2 separate regions of the Mus musculus genome follow, and region 2 is linked to region 1. Evidence: chromatin loops called from intact Hi-C (ENCODE). Cell type or tissue: heart. All regions are shown on one strand. Links, peaks and the distances in the headings refer to the core of each region. The heading gives the core; the rest is flanking DNA. Region 1 holds the start of Gm34921 (a long non-coding RNA gene). Region 2 has its middle 18 kb from the start of Gm34983.

Region 1 (5,379 bases), core at 265-5,264:
CTTGTATGGCTGTTTCCTGTTGCATCTGGAACTAACTATATATATTGTCTTCAGTGAAGACTGATTCAACTTTGGGTATAGTGGAGCCAAAGAGATTTTTAGCTCTGTATTTGCGGTATCGGTTTAGAAGACAAAAAAAATTAAAACCTGATACTTTTATCTGATTATTGTAAATATTTGATCTTCAATCACTTGACAGTGTTTGTTTGGCTTGTATTTGTTTTTTATCTTTGGGCTTAAAAGAGATCCAAAGAGAGAAAGAGCAGTATGCCACTTCTTAGAACAAAAGTATAAGGAAAAAAATGTTCTTTTTAATCCAAAGGGTATATTTGCAGCATGCTTGACCTTGATGTACCAATTCTGACGGCATTTTCGTGGATATTATTATCACTAAGACTTTGTTATGATGAGGTCTTCAGTCTCTTTCATATATCTTCCTTGTAACTTTTTTTTTCCTCTTAATGTAGTTTTGACTCTGCCTTACCTTTGTAAATATTTGGCTTACAGTGTCTCAAGGGGTATTTTGGAAAGACACCAAAATTGTGGGTTCACTTTTTTTTTTTTTTTTAAATAACTTCAGCTGTGCTAAACAGCATATTACCTCTGTACAAAATTCTTCAGGGAGTGTCACCTCAAATGCAATACTTTGGGTTGGTTTCTTTCCTTTTAAAAAAAAATACGAAACTGGAAGTGTGTGTATGTGTGCGAGTATGAGCGCCCATTTGGTGGATGCAACAGGTTGAGAGGAAGGGAGAATTAACTTGCTCCATGATGTTCGTGGTGTAAAGTTTTGAGCTGGAATTTATTATAAGAATGTAAAACCTTAAATTATTAATAAATAACTATTTTGGCTATTGAGCGTGTTTTTATTTTTAAGTGTCTCAGTCTATGAAGTTACACACTTAAGGGGTGATTGGCAGAGCTGGTAGGGGTAGCAAGGTTATACTACTCATGTCTTTCAGATGAGGTCTGAAATTTTGTTTCAAGTTAAGACCTCATAGGGTAGACTGACCACTTCTTGCAATACAGATAAGCCTTCAGGCTTCATTAAGATTTTTTTTTATTTAAACCCTTCCCGGAGAAGTGAAGCCCACAGTATAAACATTGTTGAAATATAAAGTTTGGATATTCACAAATGGCATGGCCCCCAGAAGGCTGTCCCAGGATAATGGCAGCCACATGTTAACCTCTGTCTTCCAGAGTCCTCCACTCCATAATCCTTGGGCATGCCAGGAAGGAAGTAGAATAATTTTTTCCAGGATGTCTAGTTCTGACCAGAATGATCCTAGCATGAGCTATCCTGGGTCCCTTTCTCTCTTTGATTCTCAGGACATTGTAATGGTATGTTGGCTTTCTCATGGACTTGCATGTGGTTTTTATGTTTGAATGTTCACTCTGCTGGGTGAAATCTTTTGTTGCCAATTTAAGTCTGCTTTTGTGCTTAGCTATTTTAGGACGTAGGCCAGAACCACCATTGAATCTTAGTTATAGATGGTTTTTAAGTTTTCCTCTGAGCCAAAGGCTTAGGCATCCTCTTATTCTTCTGAAGGCCTTTTTCTGAGCTCAGAAGTAGGCACACTAAATTAAGAGGAGGAGGCATGCATTAGTACCAGAAGTGCTAGGATGTGTTTTGGGATATCACGCCTGAGCTCCATCATTTTGAAGTGGGAAAAAAAGATGCTTTTCAGCCCAGCATCATGGGAGATGACTCTTGTGCTACCTGACAGTCTACGTGTAGTTGGCAAGTGGATTTTCATTCGACAAGCAGTTGTGTCAACTTGTCTTCTGGGAGTGACTTTTTTTAAGCGACTAACTCCAAGGGGGTGGGGGTGGGGGGGGGGAACCAGAAAAATAATCAAGCCAGGCTCTATTTGGGTGTCCCAAGTCAGCAGGAACACAAAGCAGAAATGGACCGCAGTTCAACTTGGCTCCCGTTCATCCGGGTTCTGAAGAGTTTCCGGTTCTGAAGAGTTTCCGGTCCTGGCTCCTGGCATTTGCAAGCAGTGGTTGCTGTCTCGCTGCAGCTCAAGTAGCTGACTGCTTTCTTTCCTTTTCTCTGATTTCTTCTCTCTCATTTCTTTTTTTTTTTATATTAAAGGGGGCTGGGGTGCGGGTAATTTGAGTGTGTCTCCCTCTTCGTGGATCATCTCTGTTCCTTCCAGAACTTGCATCCACCCGAGTTCCTACCGCTGGGCTCAACCCGGACAGCTGGCCTCCGCAGCACTTCCTCTTGTTCCACTGTGCGTTTGTTGTTTTGTCAGTCCACTTCTGAAATTAATAATGTTTTCTGGCCAAGTGCCACAAGCCATTACCACAAAGGGGAAGTAACACATATGAATAGCAGGAAGCCGTGCAGGGTCACAGTGTGAGCTGAACCTGTGGAGGGAACATAATTGAGGCTGGCCCATTCAGCAAGTGTCTGAGTGATTGCAGGCAAGGGGAGCTTACAGCCTTCGAGCGGCTCAAGCTGTGAAAAGGGGGGGAAAAGGTTTCCAATAAATTGGAAGCAAATGGTCTTTGTCACCAGTCTGAGCTAAAGGAGAGTTTAGGGCCCCCATAAAGTTGCAGTGTTTGGGGGGTTTCTCCGCTCCTGGCATATTGTTTCATAAGCCTGGTGAACACAGGGCGCCTGTTTCCTCTGTTCCCACAAAAGGGTTCATGTTAAAAGGGTGATTTTTTACGGTTCACCTAGGCCAGGAGATTCAAAGAGCTGTCTGCTTTTCTTCTGTTTCTCCTCTGAACGGTGGGAGCCAGTAACGGACCAACAGCAGGAGCCCTCACCTCACCCTGCCTCTGCCTCCTTCTCTTCCTGCTACCCTTTGTGCTTGCAAGGAGCCAAGGGAAAGCTATCATTTTCCTTCTCAAAGTTGGGCTGCTTTCCTGAATGGAGCCCTCATGGTTACTAGGGCAACCTTTGCCAGCAGCTGCAAGCTCTCTAGCCAGGCCTTCTTCATCACCTGCTATCCCCATTAGAGCCATCCTCCAGTCTGGGAGAAAGCGTTACCTTCCCTGCCTTGTGTTGGGAGGGGGGAGGCTCTGATAGGAGAAGGGGTTGTCTGCAGGTTTCAGGGGTGCTGCAAAACCAAACCAATAACCCCTCGGGGTGTGCAGCAGCTAATGGGATGAACAGATTTCAGGGTTAAAAGTCGGAGTTAGGAAGTTTTGTCTGGTGATAAAAATACCAACAGTCTTTAGAGGAATGAAAAATATTTGCATGGACTTTAAAACTGGGTGGCATGAATTGTGATTCCCCTTCTCTCGCTAATGGAATGAGTAGCCCAGGGCAAGGCTTTTGGCCCCACTAAAGGGTTTGGTTTTTTTTTTTTTTTTTTTTTTTTTTTTCTCATCTGTGAAAAGATGCTGATCTATCCTTCTAGGCTCCTTTTATAATTCTAGCCTTCTGATCGTGGATCGGTGATACTCTAAAGGTTAAAATGAGAGGGTCAGGTGGCAACAACCCCGTCTATAATAGATACTGCATACTGTGCATTGTGGGTAATACTCCTCTTAACTTCTCAGAATGGCTCTGTGAGATAGGCTCCATTATTGTTCTCTTCCAAAGAGGAAACTGAGGCAGGGATCCCCCCTTATGGCATCTAGTACTCTATTAGGGAATCCCTGTCCCTGCCCCTCTTCCTTCTCCTCTTCCCCTTCCCCCTCCGGTGTGTGTGTGTGTGTGTGTGTGTGTGTGTGTGTGTGTGTGTGTGTGTGTGTGTGTACAGTATTGTTACCTTTTCGAACCGAGCTTTGGGGCTCTGTTTGCTGCAGACTGCTTGTCCAGTCAGCGTTGGCTGCTCTTCACAGCATCCTGTGATGCTGGGTAGGAAGCGGCGCCTCCATTTTATAGCTGAGGAAGTGGAGTAATCAGAGGTTACACGGGCCGGCAGGGATGCCAGAGCCAAATCATGAAAAGGCCAAGCTGCCGGGCCTTTTCATGTGTCAGTTCATCTGGAAGCTTCTTTCCTTCCTCTCCGGAGAGAAGTTGCCCAACCTTGGGCCGATTAGCACATAAGTTACAACACTGATGTCCCTCAGGATCTCTAGTTAGCATCATGGGGCCTGGCCCCGACCTTTGCTCACACTCCTGGGTCAGCTCAGCGGAGGGGGGGGGGGGGACTTCTGAAAGCAGCTACCTCCTCCCTCTCAGAATGGCTCTGTGAGATAGGCTCCATTATCTGATTTCTTCCGGAAGAGATTTGTGAGAGAGAGTCAGGGTTAGGGGAAGGGCAAGAGAAAGAGTGGAGGTCTGCAGACCAAGGGACAAACAGCCAGCGAAGAACAGGAGATGGGCTGGGGGAGGGGGTGGGGGTGGGGATAGTAGAAACACACGGAAAGAACAGGTCCTGGGGTAGCTGATGGTAGGACAAAATCCTTGAAAAGCCCTTAGAAAACCCGTCCACAGATTTGAAGCTGTTTCACAAGGACAACTTGGGCTGTAAATTTATATGCCGTGCCTCACATGCAGTTTCCCAAGTACCCTGCAAGACTTTCAAAGATTCTAATACAATCCTTGTGTCTTCGGTGCTCTCGTAGCAGTTGGCTCTGAACAGGTCCAGTTTGGGGATAGGAGCAGGTGTGTGCGCATGCGTGCGCGCTCCCCTGGGCGCTGGGGCGATTCTTTCAAACGTCTTTATAGTCCAAAGGGAATTGAAGGGCACAGAACAAAGTTCAAACAGTTCACAAATATTTATTCAGACCTTGATGTGAGTCTGTTTGAAGAAAGAAGGTGACAATGAAGGACAGCTGAAGACCTTCACTGAGTCCTCCAAAGTCAAAGGCAGGGCCAAGCCTCCAGGTGTCAAGGGATGTTTTCTGGATGTCCCAAATCATTGGGTCCTCTAGGGACAAGTGGACTTCTTGTCTGTCCTGCTTTGTTTCAGTCATGCAAACAACATTTTATACCCTGTATTTTAATGTTTACGAAGGGATGGACGGATAGCGTGCAGCTTCACCTAGCGACTTCCCTAGAAGCAGAGACCAGATGTGACAGGAACATTTTCAAAGATGAAGTACCAAAGGCACTATATGTTCTTTGAGAATGACACCTTCAAAGAGAGCAAGAAAATCAACGACAACAAAATCTATTGTTCCTCCTCTGTTAGAATTGTCCCTTTCTGGATTTTGGAGAAAAATCTAAATTTTTAATAATGTTTAAATTTTAAAAAATGCATTCTTTAAATTTTTTTTAGTTGTACTGGAGATTGAAATCAGACTCTTTGGTATATTAGGCAAATACTCTTGTTTTTGTTTTTGTTTTTTTTGAGACAGGGTTTCTCTGTATAGCCCTGGCTGTCCTGGAACTCACTTTGTAGACCAGGCTGGTCTCGAACTCAGAAATCCGCCTGCCTCTGCCTCCCAAGTGCTGGGATTAAAGGCGTG
Region 2 (5,379 bases), core at 271-5,270, 170 kb after region 1:
ACCTGGTCTAGATGAACATTCCTTTCCTTTCTTGTTTATAGCCTTTGCTGCCTTCTTCCTCTTCTTTTCTCTTCTTCCTCTTTTCTTTTTTCTCTTCCTCCTCTCCCTTACCTTCTTCTCTTTCTCTTTCTCCTTTTTACTCTTCCTCCTCTTTTTTTTTTTTTTTTTTTAGACAGAGTCTCATTCTACATATGTTCAGGAGGCTATGCCCTCCTTGGATAGCATGCCTCAGGTTAGATTGACCCTTTTAGTATGCTGAGCCATTGTTTGGAGAGAAAAACTTTCTCCATCCTGATATATTAGTGCATTAAGAAGTTGACTCCTAGATTCAATCAAGGTCTCAGGTTCAACCAAGAGAAAAGTCCCTACTGCATAAGCTAAGATAAAACTCTTCGTTAGTATCTAAGTACTGAGCGGGATCCGGTGGTTCACGTTTAGATTTCTAGGAAATTTCCACACTTACAACTAGGAGAAGCTACAGAGAACATGTATGCCCCCACACTTTCTCTCCTAACACCCCTTCACAGGCACAGTGATCAATATTCCCCAATATCAACATCCCTCATCAACATGGTACACTTGTTACAAATGATGAACCTACATAGAACAATGTAACTGCCCCAAGTCTATAGCTTACATTTGAGTTCACTTGCTGTTAAACATAGGCTTGGATAAATATATAACAACATTAATGTGCCAAATAGCATCAGACAGAGTTTTCATTGCAAATATACTCATCTGAGGTCTGTGTAATTATTTTTCTCTCCCTTAGTCCTTATAAAACCACCGACTTATTTATTTAATCCTATTAAATAATTTCGTCTTTTCCAGAATGACATCACATTGGAATCATATGGGACGCACCCTTTCATGTTGGTTTCTTTCACTTTATCACTATGCATTTAATGCATCCATGTTTTTTTTTTCCAGTGTTTTGTTTTTGTAGCCTTAGGAAGCGGAACCTAAGCCTTCGATATGCTAGGCAAGAACTCTCCCACTGAACTGCATTCTAAGCTTGGTATTGGCTCATTTTTTTTTTAAAACAACTGAGTAAATCCCCACTCTATGTATCAGAATTTATCTATTCACTGATGAGGGACTGCATCTAAGCTTTGTTCCACTGAGTGTGGAACATTCATACTCAGGTTCCTGCATGAACACACGTTTTCAACTCCATTTACTGAGCACCAAAGAGTGACTGGTGTATCATACAGTTTGTGTTTTGCACGAAGCTGCCAAACTGTCTTCTACCATGATGGTACTATTTTGTATTGTCCCAACAATAAATGAGTTCTTGTGGTCCACACTTTTGTAGCAATTTATAGTTGTCAGTGTGTTGGGGTTTGGCCATTCTCACTGTTGCTTCAATTTTCATTACATTGGCGTCAGTAAATACACGGCATGTGTGGAGATTAATATTTACAAATGCTGCAATGAGGAATGGAGAATCCAGTTAGCAGAGTGCTAGCCTTGGCAAGCATGAGAACTTGAGTTCAGCTTCCTGGCACCCACGTATAAAGCTGGGTAAATAGATTGTGACTGTGATCAGAGTGCCAGGAACCAGCGACTAGGATGGGAAGAGGAAGGGACCTGGAACTTTTGGGTTCCAAATCATGGAGCCCCAAGATTGGTGAGAGATCTTGTTTCAAAAGTATGGCGTAAAACAGAGGTTCTTGACCTATGGATTGCAACCCCCTTTAGAGTCTAATGACCCTTTCATGGGGGTCACATATCAGATACCCTGCATGTCACATATATACATTATGATTCATAAGAGTAGCAAAATTACAATGTCCATCTCTAGCCTCCGTGGGTATACACACACACACACACACACACACACACACACACACAAACACACACACACACACACACACACATACACACACACAAACTGCCATAGTCATTAGGCATTGAAATTGCATTGTTATTTCTATGTAGAAACAAAGACCTGAATATTCATAGAATGATAAGTATTATTGTAGCCCTAAATCATTCCGTTCTTCTTTAATCGAAAAGCAAAACAAACAAACAAAACCAAAGCAGAAATCCTTGAGATGAACTCAGTACTGAGATAGTAACATGTCAAAAAGAAGGGACTAATGAGATTAGTGAGGATTGTTTTAGTTGAGTAATTAATAAGAAGGAGTGGGGGAAAAAAGCCTATCTTCAGTCGTAGCACTCAGGGCTGGTTCTTTGATCCAGAAATGGATGGGAGTAAGTAAAAAGGGATGTTCCCTCGGTAGCTTGATGATTTTGGCAACAGTCCAACCAGTGTTGCAAGAAAGGAAGCGGCCTCAAGATGAAAATCTCTTACAGGCTGGCATCTGCCCAAAGCTGAGATGTTGACAGAGAAGTGCAGGCACACCCCAAAACATCCTGATTAACTCGCAGGTGTTGTGCAAAACCCAGTGGGAAGAGGAAGACCATACTGCACCCTAGGCTGACTCTGCTGGTGGCCCTACTGGTGTGAAGAGTGCTCGATAGGCTAGAAACCCTAGGATGGTTCGGTGTTTCTGTTGTAGACTGGAGCCTTTCTCAGAGACGCATAATCTTGTTGATCTAGAAAGGATTTCGCAGAACAACTTTCCCAGTGGAATTTAGTTGTCCAGAAATTCCCTTCAAAAAATATCTCATAACACTACGCTGTATTCGGGTAGAAGGTATGTTAGCAGTAGAAGTAACTTCATGAGTTCAGTTTCAACAAATTCACTCATCACAAAGCCGATAAACCGAACGAACCAATGCTGTAATCAGAAGACGTGAAATGAGACCCGCTGGGACATGATTTGTATGGAGTATTTATCATCTTATTTGTTTTTGTATTATTTTCGTCTCTTTATACATCATGAAACAAATTGTGATCAGCATGAGATGTATTTGCGAATGGGAGGTCTCAGCAATCACCTTGTTGTCTTGTGGGTACCCTGGCTGTAGGAGAAATCTTCCTCCTGAGATCAACTGAAACCTGAGTCAAGTTGGAAATGCCAAGTCAATGCACCCAGCACTAGCTAGCATAAAGCTCTGCTGAGGTTTTGTTTATTAAACATTATGATAGTATTGTGATAGCATGCTAGCGAAAAAGTATTATTTAAAAGGTTAAAATGGCAGCCTTGGCTACCACGTTGTGTTTAAACCTCAGCTTGTTTAAATCTCATCTGGAAAGCTCTCCCATGGAACCTTAGAGAACGCTGCAGGCCGTTGGAGGAGCTGTGGTCATTATTTCTCAAGAACTAGAGTGGGCAATCCGACAAAACAAACAAGCTCAGTGCTGTTAAAGAAAATGATTTACGTTCCTTTCAGGACATGTCACAATGAGGACTGCACTATGGACTTCTCGAGCGCTTTTCTGTTTGATTTTCACGCAGAACGAATGGAACACAATGTGTAATGTTCACTAATTGCCAGTTTTATTCTGTTAGCATCTTCCTTAGGATGTGCCTAGGGGCCCAGCGATCTATTTTATTCATATGTCTTTCACCAGTTAGGTTTAAAGTCCCTTCCTAAAGTGGCCAAGCTCCTGTGTTTTCCTATTGCTGTGAGCATTAAGTAGGGAATTAATTTGCACACAGTAGGGAACTGGTTACTTACTGATTCTGCATTTAAGCTGTCTGTGAACTTATTCTCAAGCAAGCATTTACTATTGTAATGTGTGTGGTGTGGGGTATTATGCTAATGAATATTGTCAGTACATAGACTGACTCATCTATAATTTTGTGTAAAATATCATAAAACCATTTTTTATGGACTATTAACTAAAGGAGCAGGTGTTGAGTATTCACTGTTGTTCGTGTTCAGCGCTGATTCTTTAGAAGGTTGGCCTTTTGGGCAGTTAGTATACAGAAATATAAGAAACAACCTTATCAGAGATAGCTATTGGTACTGTTCTTCATTAAAATAGGCTTTTGATGGTTACTATAATTCCTTTGTAAATTGACTGTTCCTTTGCCTAATTTATCAATGCCATTCTGGTCAATAAACCTAATAATGTAATTTTTACCATCAGTGTTGTAAATAAAAAAAAAAACAATGATAATTTGTGTTTGGTTGAAAGAATGAGTCAACAAGTCGTGTTTATATATTCATACCATAAGGACAGCATTCACAGACTGAATGGTATGCTCATTTTAGCTTTACATTTTTTTTGACATTTCTTAAGGTTCCTAATTTCTTCAATTTACATTGTCATCTTTTAAAAATGTTTTCAATTACAAAGTGTCAACTTTAATTTCTCTTTGCATCTCTTGGGTGCCTCTTTGCTCCATCTGGACTGGCTGTTCTTTTGAACACTTAGCAGTTTTCATTTCGAGACTGATAATTTTATTATCCTGAAGCCATTTCTTGGCTTGAAAAAATTTGTTTGGGGCGGTTGGTTTCCTGCCTCCTTTTCCCAGAAATGATTTGTGAAGTGTGTTCCCAACTGCATGGATGTATAGGAAGTCAACGTTGTGAGTCTTTTGATATCCTTATGTGAATAATTGCAGTCTCTTTAACATTTAAAATACAATTAGTCCTCTATGTAAATATTAACAGGGGCAGAAAGCTTCATTTATTGTCTAATTTCATCTGATCACGTAACCCCAAGCTTTTTGCCAAAATGATGAATCGTCTTCGGATGCATTCAGGAACATTGTGTAATCTCTGTAAGATTATCATGGATGCCTGTGAAAGGATCAGTGTGCTCCCTGCTGCCAAAGTGAATCCCATGCTTTTATGTCCTCAGAGTCTCTACCATGGCATCACGTTGGAGATGTCTTTGCAGGTTCCTGTTATTTTGTTCCTCTTTCTTGGTTTACTCTCTCCATTAGTTACAGAGGAAGGGACCGTGGGTGACACAACTTTTTTTGAGGTCTTCTGTGTTTGAAATCTTTTTCTTTTCTTTTTACTCTTAAAAAAAAAAAAAAACCAAAAACAAACAAACAAACAAAAAAACACCTGAGTGCCGGACCAGGGATCGTGCAACCAAGGAAGAAACAGCATTGTGGTGACACCCAGCGCGTACACCTGTGGCGCATCCGAGCCCAGCAGGGGATACTTCCTGGAGGAATCTCTGGAGGGTCCAGTTCACTGTGGCTGAACAAAGCCTGTTCCTGCGCCCAGTCCGCGGGGGACTCTTGAACAATAGAGACCCCAAGACCACCGAGCTGATGGCATCTTCCACTCCTTCGCCTGCAACCTCCTTGAACGCTGCGGGAGCAGATCCTAATACTACCAACCTGCTCCCTACAACATATGATACTTGGTGTGGATGCATCAGAAAACTGGGCCTGAAGATCTGTGGCTTCTTGCAAAGGACCAATAGCCTGGAAGAGAAGAATTGTCTTGTGAGCGCCTTCAGGGAGAGACAGTCCCCCAAGAACCTGCTTTCCTGTGAAAACG

The links. A loop is a pair of places that touch in the nucleus more often than their neighbours do. Peaks named below come from ENCODE experiments on the same cell type or tissue, not always from the same donor. Only the 100,000 strongest peaks of a DNase experiment are listed, where the experiment ranks them.
Region 2: it touches region 1 in a loop (2.4-fold over the local background); 5 of 42 quality-filtered maps call a loop at or near these places.

What each region holds. Positions count from the first base shown.
Region 1 is chr10:99,266,632-99,272,010 of GRCm38, forward strand. Dusp6 (dual specificity phosphatase 6) reads left to right here. Exons shown (of 3, transcript NM_026268.3): 3 at 1-858. It overlaps Gm34921 (a long non-coding RNA gene), which reads right to left and starts at 4,268. Exons shown (of 2, transcript XR_380738.4): 1 at 3,732-4,268; 2 at 233-2,376. In heart, for the core only: no CTCF peak of the experiment used is centred there; DNase peaks (open chromatin) are centred at 2,280, 2,920 and 3,950; H3K27ac peaks cover 2,236 bases.
Region 2 is chr10:99,438,899-99,444,277 of GRCm38, forward strand. It overlaps the pseudogene Gad1-ps. Among named protein-coding and RNA genes, the nearest start is that of Gm34983, 18 kb to the right of the region's middle. In heart, for the core only: a CTCF peak has its summit at 2,450; DNase peaks (open chromatin) are centred at 2,253 and 5,073.